2 separate regions of the Homo sapiens genome follow, and region 2 is linked to region 1. A link is a loop called in an ENCODE intact Hi-C map of the cell type or tissue named here. Cell type or tissue: heart left ventricle. All regions are shown on one strand. Links, peaks and the distances in the headings refer to the core of each region. The heading gives the core; the rest is flanking DNA. Region 1 holds the start of LOC105372670 (a long non-coding RNA gene). Region 2 overlaps TSHZ2 (teashirt zinc finger homeobox 2).

Region 1 (4,395 bases), core at 178-4,177:
CACTCCCACTACAGGGGAAAAGAAGTCATTATATGAAAAAGACACTTGCACACTCATGTTTATAGCAGCACAATTCGCAATTGCAAAAATATAGACCAGCCCAAATGTCCATCAACCAAGTGGATAAAGAAAATGTGGTATATGGCTGGGCACGGTGGCTCACGCCTGTAATCCCGGCACTTTGAGAGGCCAAGGCGGGCAGATCACGAGGTCAGGAGATCGAGACCATCCTGGTTAACACGATGAAACCCCATCTGTACTAAAAAATACAAAAAATTAGCCAGGCATGGTGGCGGGTGCCTGTAGTCCCAGCTACTTGGGAGGCTGAGGCAGGAGAATGGCGTGAACCCGGGAGGCGGAACTTGCAGTGAGCCAAGATCACACCACTGCACTCCAGCCTCGGCAACAGAGCAAGACTCTGTCTGAAGAAAAAAAAAAAAAAAAAAAAAAAGAAAATGTGTTGTATATATACCATGGAATACTACTCAGCCATAAAAAGGAATGAAATGATGGCATTCACAGAAACCTGTGAATTGGAGACCATTATTCTAAGTGAAGTAACTCAGGAATGGAAAACCACACATCGTATGTTCTCACTTATAAGTGGGAGCTAAGCTATGAGGACACAACAGCATAAGAACAACATAATGGACTTTGGGGACTCGGGGGGGAGGGGTTGGAAGGAGTGAGGGGTAAGGAACCACACATTGTGTATAGTGTACACTGCTCAGGTGATGGGTACACCAAAATCTCAGAAATCACCACTAAAGAACTTACCCATGTAACCAAACACCACCTGTTCCCCCAAAACCTATTGAAATAAAAAACAAAATAATAAAAAAGAAAGTATAATTAAAAACATAGAAAAGGTACAGTAAAAATATAGAATTACAATCTTATGGGACCACTGTCCTATGTGCAGCCTATTGTTGATTGAAATGTCACTACTGGACACATGACTGTGTTGTCTAATTTGTATATTTGTTCCTAGCCTGTGTCTCCCCTCCAGAGTGTAGGTCCCTGAGGGCAGTCACCTGATCTGTCTCAGTCACTGCAGTGTCCCCAAACAGAGCACCGCCTCAGGCACACAGAGGTAAGCATGCATCGATCACACCAACGATGCAGGAATGTCCTGACACACCAGGCAGCTGCTGTGTGTTCTCGGGCTGGTTACTTAACTTGCAGGAGCCTCAGGAGCCTCATTGGTCAAATGGGAATAAAAGTTCTACATGATTGAATGCATGAAACCCTCTTAACATAATGCTTAGGACATGTTAGCTTAAACATGAGAGATGTTTGTTAGAATACCAAGGCAACATAGGTGGGATCTGAATTCTTGAGTCTGTGTGAGGGGAGATAACGGAGGTGGATGATACAGGTCTGGGAGAGCACCCTCCTCTGTTTTGCTCCGTCCTGGACTTCCCGATGCCCAAGTTACACAACACATCTGTACCCTGGGGAGGGATTGAGATGAACTCATTAGATGCACAGAGGTCATCCCTTAACTGTGCCCAGCTGAGAGTATTCATTAGGGTGAGGGCAGGCTTTTCCATTAGAGGAAGCCATTGAAGGTGAGGCAGTAGAGAGTACAATCAAGAAAGCGGACTCCGGGATCAAATGGGTGCTGAGTGCAAATCCCAATTCCTACTGCTTACTGGCTTGAGAGAGTAACTTCGCCTTATGGGCCTCAGTTTTCTCATCTGTAAAATGAAGTTAAAAAGCACATTCTTCCTCATAGGGCAGTGGTGAGGACTAAAGGAGGCGATGAGAAGAGAGTCCCCACAAGGAGTCTGGCACAGAGGAAGTTTCGACGTATGCTGTCCATTGCAACTTCGACTTATGCTGCGTTTCTGTGTCGGAACAGTGGAAGACATTCAACAAGCACTTTGTCTCAGAGGCTTAGTTACAATTAATTGAGCCTGAAAGACCATAGACTTGAAAAAGCCCTCAAAGTGATAAAGGTAAAAAGAAAAATAAAATGACATCTAGCAGGCACTGAGGGCTCTACAACGTGTGGCTAGCCTGTATTCAGCACCCTACAGTGTGCAGCCAGGCTGTGCTCAGCATCCTACAGTGTGCAGCCAGGCTGTGCTCAGTACTCTACAGTGAGTAGCCAGCCTGTGCTCAGCACTCCGCAGTGAGTGGCCAGCCTGTGCTCAGCACTCTACAGTATGTGGCCAAACTGTGCTCAGCACTCCACAGTGAGTGGCCAGCCTGTGGTCAGGACTCTACAGTGAGTGGCCAGTCTATACTCTGCACTCTACAGTGAGTGGCCAGCCTGTACACAGCACTCCACAGTCGTCATCTTTTCATCATAAATCTAATGGCCACTTAATGAGGTAGACCTGTCCCATGACTTGAACTGATTTCAAAAACTCAAAACTCATACTCTCTTGCATTTGGCAACCAAAACACAACCCACTTCCTGGGACCTTCTGACAGCCAGGCCACGTTGAGCAAACACCGAGCCCTCTTCAGAGTTGGTCAGCAGCCAGGTCAGCAGCGACTGGCAAGGCGACTGCTTGCCAGGTCTCCTCCAGCATGAGCTTGGGATGGAGCTGAATCCCTTTCATGCACAAGCAGAATTTGAAAAGGTGCGGGGCCACACTAGTACCTCTGCGTCTCCTGCCAGAGCCCACCAGCTTATTTTGCTTCTTCAGAGTCTGTAAAGCATCCTTCTGGATGACGAATGCCTTCCGAGGCTCCAGCCCACCAAGCCTTCCTCTAAGTTTCAGATGCAGAGGCCACCTCGGAGAACTGTGATTGTCTCCCTGCATCTCCCCAGTGCCCCCGGATGAGTGCCACCCTCCTCACCTGCTATCACAAAGACAAGAAAGGCCATTCATAATTTAAGTCAGCCCTTTCTTTCCTGCACGCCACCAACATGAGTCAGATGCTGGAGGAAAAATTGAACTCTTTCTCCCAGGATACACCAAAGATCAAGCAGAATCTCATTAAGGCTCACTTCAAAGACTCGTCCTTTATTTCCATACAAACAAGTTTAAATTATCGTGTGTGAATCTGCTGTTAGCAGGGACTCTGTTCCATTATGCATGATTCCTTACTGTTCATATCATGAATAATGGGCAGTGCTCCGTTAGCGATTTCCAGTAATATGCTAAACTTTGGGAGTGGTCATGGTGTTAGGTTAAAGTTCTGGTGTTTGCCTATTTTATTTCTTACTCAAGCTATAATGGCCTGCTTCATCAAAATAGGTTTCACAGTCTTATTGTAATGAACACAGCATAACACATGTTGTGGCTATGATTTCCTTATTATTATTATTGAATATTTATTGAGCACTTACTATGTGTAAGGGATGGTGCTCAGTGTATGCATTGCATGCATAATATTTAATCTTCCGGAATCCCATGAAATAGCTATGATGATTATTCCCATTTTACTGGTGAAAAAAACTGATAATTTGAGCAGGATCTAAATTATCCACAGATAAAACTTTTTTGTGTGTTTTTGAGACAGGGTCTCACTTTGTGACCCAGGCTGGAGTGCAGTGGTGCAATTATGGCTCACTGCAGCCTTGACTTTCCAGGCTCAAGCGATCCTCCCACCTCAGCCTCCTGAGTAGCTGGGACTACAGGCATGCACCATCACACTGGCTAATGTTTTAAACAATTTTTGTAGAGATGGTGTCTTGCTATTTTGCCCAAGCTGGTCTGGAACTCCTGGGCTCAAGCAATCTGCCCACTTCAGCCTCCCAAGATGATGGGAGTACAGGCATGAGCCACCGTGCCTGGCCTGATAGAACTGTTAATAAATGGTAATGCTGATTCAAATCAGTTGGTCTGACTTCAGATACTCCTAATTATAAAATACTTTTTACAACGCTATTACTTGCTGAAGAGCTTTGGCAGATAATCGATGATTTGGTAAGCAGGTATTTGGATGTCCAGTGCACATTTCTCATGTCCAGATGAGAAATGAATGCTCAGGGGATTGCTTGATACCTGGGAGTGAGAAAATCCTTGTTCAAGTACTGGTTTTGACTTCACTTAATCTTGGGCAAGTCATCCAGTCTTCCTGGATGTGCTGAGGTGGTTGCATTATTGCCTTTGTAATTTTTTTTCTTCATTTTTTTATTATACTTTAAGTTCTAGGGTACATGTGCACAACGTGCAGGTTTGTTACATATGTATATATGTGTCATGTTGGTGTGCTGCACCCATTAACTCATCATTTTCATAAGGTATATCTCCTAATGCTATCCCTTCCCCCTCCCCCCACTCCATGACAGGCCCCTCTGTGTGATGTTCCCCATCCTGTGTCTAAGTGTTCTCATTGTGCAATTCCCACCTATGAGCGAGAGAGAACATGCGGTGTTTGGTTTTCTGTCCTTGCGATAGTTTGCTCAGAATGATGGTTTCCAGCTTCATCCAT
Region 2 (4,395 bases), core at 149-4,148, 65 kb before region 1:
CAAAGCCTGTTCTCTAACCAGTATTTATTGCTGTCAATGAAACTAACTAGAATCTTCCAAAGGCACATTGCTCAGTAAAGCTATATAATGCAAAATGATAAGGATTGAAAAACTACCCAGCTGTTGCCATCCTTTCAAAAGATAAATTAAAAGGGTCACAAAGATCAGGACAACATCCAGATCAGGACAACATCCTGACAATGGAGAGAGAAAATGTCCCTGGTGGCTTCAGTGTTAATTATAATTTCATGTTGAGCAATTATACTTAACACTTGACAATTGTCATATATGGTTGCTTTTGGGGTATGGCCATAGAAGAGAGAAAGGAGGCAATTTTCCTGTACCCATTTTTATTGAGCCACATTCGTATACTCCAAAAGAGCACTTAAATTGTTTGAAAGAGGTCTACATGCTGGCAAACACCACCATAAACAACCTGGACAGCTTAAAGTCCAAACCGCCAACAACATGATTCACAGTGAACCCATCTTCTCTAAGTGGAGTGCAGAGCCAATGTTATTTATTGCAGCTAACTTACAGCCCAACGAGATTCACTGCATGGACACAGCTAGGGGACTTTACTGCTGCCTAAAATGTGAGTTGCTGGCATTTAATAAGAACGGTATGCCCTCCAAGTATGGACATAAACAAGGTAGACTTTTTTTTTTTTCCTTTTTCTCTTTCTTTTTTTTTTTTTATTTTTATTTTTCGAGGCAGAGTCTTGCTCTGTCGCCCAGTCTAGAGTGCAACAGCACGATCTCGGCTCACTGCAACCTCTGCCTCCCCGGTTCAAGTGATTTCTCCTGCCTCAGCCACCCAAGTGGCTGGGATTACAGGCATGTGCCATCACACCCAGCTAATTTTTGTATTTTTAGTAGAGACGGGGTTTCACCATCTTGGCCAGGCTAGTCTCGAACTCCTGACCCTTGTGATTCACCTGCCTTGGGCCCCCCAAAGTGCTGGGATTACAGTCTTTTTTTTTTTTTTTTTTAACCACTGTGATTATATGTCTAAGCTCATGGTGGCGATGTTTGTGGTTGTGTCTACACTGGAAAAGAGGGTTGGTAGATTGGAACACACACTTAAATAATTCAGCCAAACCCTCTTCCTAAGAAGAGTTTGTATTCATTTTAATGGTAGTTTTCATTTATTGAGTTTCCATCTTTTGCCTGAAGCTTGACTGCTATTGTTTTATTTAATTGTTATAATAGTCCCTTAAAGATAGCTCTTATAAACTCCTTTTTCTTTTTGAGAGATCAGAAAACTGAGGGTCAGAGATCTAAGTACCAGGACCAACAGCACATGCCTGGGAAGTAGCAGAGCTGGGATTTGAACTCAGGTTTCTGTCACCAATGTACCCTGCTGCTTCATAGTAATAAAGATTTCTGGCTGGGTGCGGTGTCTCATGCCTACAATCCTAGCAATTTGGAAGGCCGAGGCAGGTGGCTCACTTGAGGTCAGGAGTTCAAGACCAGCCTGACCAACATGGTGAAAACTCGTCTTTACTAAAAATACAAAAATTAGTCGGGTGTGGTGGTGGGTGCCTGTAGTCCCAGCTTCTCGGGAGGCTGAGACAGGAGAATCTCTTGAACCCAGGAGGCAGAGGTTGCTGTGAGCCAAGATCGCGCCATTGCACTTCAGCCTGGGTGACAGAGCGAGACTCTGTCTCACACACACACACACACACAAAAGTAATAACTATTTCCCTTTACCAATTTGATTATTATCAATAATTACCAATTTTTACAAATGAGTGGCAAAATATGAGTTCTTACTTTCTCCTTATGGATGAAGTTTCGGGAGGTTAAATTGTCCCCTGCATTCACACAGCCATTTCCCAGTGAAGCTGGAATGAAATCAAGATTTGTCTGGAGCTCAACCCTGGCCTCACTGGGCTCCCCTGCCCTTTCCTGAAGTATGTTATGGGGAACCCAAGTTGCCCAGGATGCTCTAAGAAAAAAAGATGCTTTTAAAAGTTCAAGTATCCATGTTTTAAGTAAAAGCACCTCAAATATGTCTACCTCTAAGCTGAGCGTGGTGGCTCATGCCTGTAATCCCAGTGACTTGCAAGGCTGAGGCAGGAGGATCATTTGAGCCCAGGAGTTTAAGGCTGCAGTGAGCTGTAACCACACCGTTGCCCTCCAGACTGGGCCACAGAGTGAGACTGTGTCTCTTAGAAAGAAAAATACTGACTGGGCGTGGTGGCTGACACCTGTAATCCCAGCACTTTGGGAAGCAGAGGCAGGAGGACTCTTGAGCCCAGGAGTTTGACACCAGCCTGGGTAACATAGCAAGACCCTGTCTCTACAAAAAGTAAAAAGTAAAAAAGTTAGCTGGGCATGGTGGTGTGCACCTATAGTTCCAGCTACTTGGGAGGCTGAGGTAGGAGAATCACTTGAGCTGGGAGGTAGAGGCTGCAGGGAGCCATGGTTGTACCACTGCACTCTAGCCTGCGCAATGAGAGAGAATTTGTCTCTTAGAAAAAAAAAATCCAAGCTCCTTCCCTCCTCACAGCCTTTGCTCCTGTTCTACCCCTGCCTGAAGGGCCCTTCTCACAACTCCACCTAGACAGTTCCTACTCCACATTCATCCCCTGGTTTAAAGAGCTCGTTGTCAGAAAGATCTTTTCTTCTCCTGGGATCCAGATGAGGTCCTCAGATTTCCTCTCTCTTAGATCCCTCTTGTCATGAATAATATATTGGTCTGGACGAGCACTGTTTGACATGTCTCCCCACTAGCATTCAGGTTCTAGGAGAGCAGAGGTGGGACTGTTTGTGCAACAGTCTCCAGAGTTGCCACCATGGCTCCTGGTCCATGGCTGTCACTTGGTGAAGACAGGTGAACTTTTCTGTTGACTTGGCCCATTGCTCTACCTTGATAGAATCATCAGAATGAAAGTAAAGGGTCTTCAGGCATCCTTTCTCCCCTACCATTTTGCGGGTGGTGACATGGAGGCTCAGGCTTACGCACTGGATGGCAATGATGGCGGTAATAATGGGAAACACCTGCTATTCAGCACTTCGGTCCATTGTCGATAGGGAGCCTGTGTTTTACCAATTATATCTTATTTAATCCTCAAGATAGAGGAGGAAATCAAGGCTCAGAGATGTTAAGCAACTTGACCAAGTTCACACCTAATAAGTGACTCAGAGATGTCCAGCTGAGGCTCCCGCCTCTAAGCAGATTCTGTCACTTGGCCCCACTCCAGGTAGGAGTCACCTGTGGATGCCTGGGCCCTACTCCCCAAGGTTTTGCCTTGACTAGTCCAGGGTATGACTTGGGCCCGGGGTTTTTAAAAGTTCCTCAGGGGATTCTAATGCACTACCAAGATTGAGAACTACTGCTCTCAGATAGGATTCATTTATTCACTTATTTCTACCATTTAATCAGTTAATCCTTCTTTCAGAGACATGGTAGAACACATAACTTCTATAATTCTACGACATTCCTCTCTTCCTTCTCTCTTTCTTTCCTCTCCCTACCCCCTAAGCCAACCTTCCTTCCTTCCTTCCCTCCCTCCCTCCTTCCTTCCTTCCTTCCTTCCTTCCTTCCTTCCTTCCTTCCTTCCTTCCTTCCTCTCTCTCTCTGTCTTTCAAGACAGGGGTCTCCCTATGTTGCCAGGCTAGTCTCAAACTCCTAGGCTCATGGGCTCATGTGATTCTCCTGTCTCTACCCAAAGTGCTAAGATTGCAGGCATCAGCCACTGCACCCAATCCTAAAACTGCATTTCTAGATAGACTAAGTTCCTTCACAAGCATACACAAATATTTATTTTAGAAGTGCAGTGCACCACTGCATATAAAGGCAGCAAATCTTATGTACAATCCAGAGCCAAAGTGGTCTAGTTGTACAAGACCTTTGAGTCCCTGGGCTCTGTTGATTTATTTGCATTTCAGTGATAACAACAATAGCTGTTATCAGTTATTGTGGACTTACCTTATACCAGGCATTGTGTGAGGCACTTTACATGAACAGAGAGGCCCCCACAACAAAAGGGAGATGGGGATGATCAGCATGACCATTATGCAGAAGGGTCAACTGGCTCATGGGACCACAAGTAGTTGGGGTCACTATGGTTATTAGAGGTGGAACCTGGATTTGGATCCCTTTTTACTTGCTCCCATCACCCCTGCCCCTTAACCACTGGCTCATGTGACCTCCTGGTGGAAGCTTCCAAGCATGTGTTCTGCCATCCTATTTGTGCACTGCAGAAACATGGAACCAGGCTTTCTTTCTCAAAGTAATTCAAGGCTTTCCTCCACCCCCAAATCAGCTGTTGAGCAGCTATGATATGTATTTTAAATGCTTTCCTTATAACATTTACTAGAAAATGTTCAGTCCTCCCAAGCACAGCCATAAATGAAGCTAAATGAAGTTAATGGGAAGCTTGCGTAG

Evidence for each region. A loop is a pair of places that touch in the nucleus more often than their neighbours do. Peaks named below come from ENCODE experiments on the same cell type or tissue, not always from the same donor. Only the 100,000 strongest peaks of a DNase experiment are listed, where the experiment ranks them.
Region 2: a loop joins it to region 1, with 3 times the contacts of the local background. A loop is called at or near these places in 1 of 110 quality-filtered maps.

The regions. Positions count from the first base shown.
Region 1 is chr20:53,397,831-53,402,225 of GRCh38, reverse strand. The region is part of intron 2 of TSHZ2 (teashirt zinc finger homeobox 2); the gene reads right to left. It overlaps LOC105372670 (a long non-coding RNA gene), which reads left to right and starts at 907. Exons shown (of 2, transcript XR_007067659.1): 1 at 907-1,093; 2 at 1,739-4,395. In heart left ventricle, for the core only: no CTCF peak of the experiment used is centred there; a DNase peak (open chromatin) is centred at 2,498.
Region 2 is chr20:53,462,563-53,466,957 of GRCh38, reverse strand. The region is part of intron 2 of TSHZ2 (teashirt zinc finger homeobox 2); the gene reads right to left. The region is part of intron 1 of TSHZ2-AS1 (TSHZ2 antisense RNA 1); the gene reads left to right. Among named protein-coding and RNA genes, the nearest start is that of TSHZ2-AS1, 40 kb to the left of the region's middle. In heart left ventricle, for the core only: no CTCF peak of the experiment used is centred there; no DNase peak of the experiment used is centred there.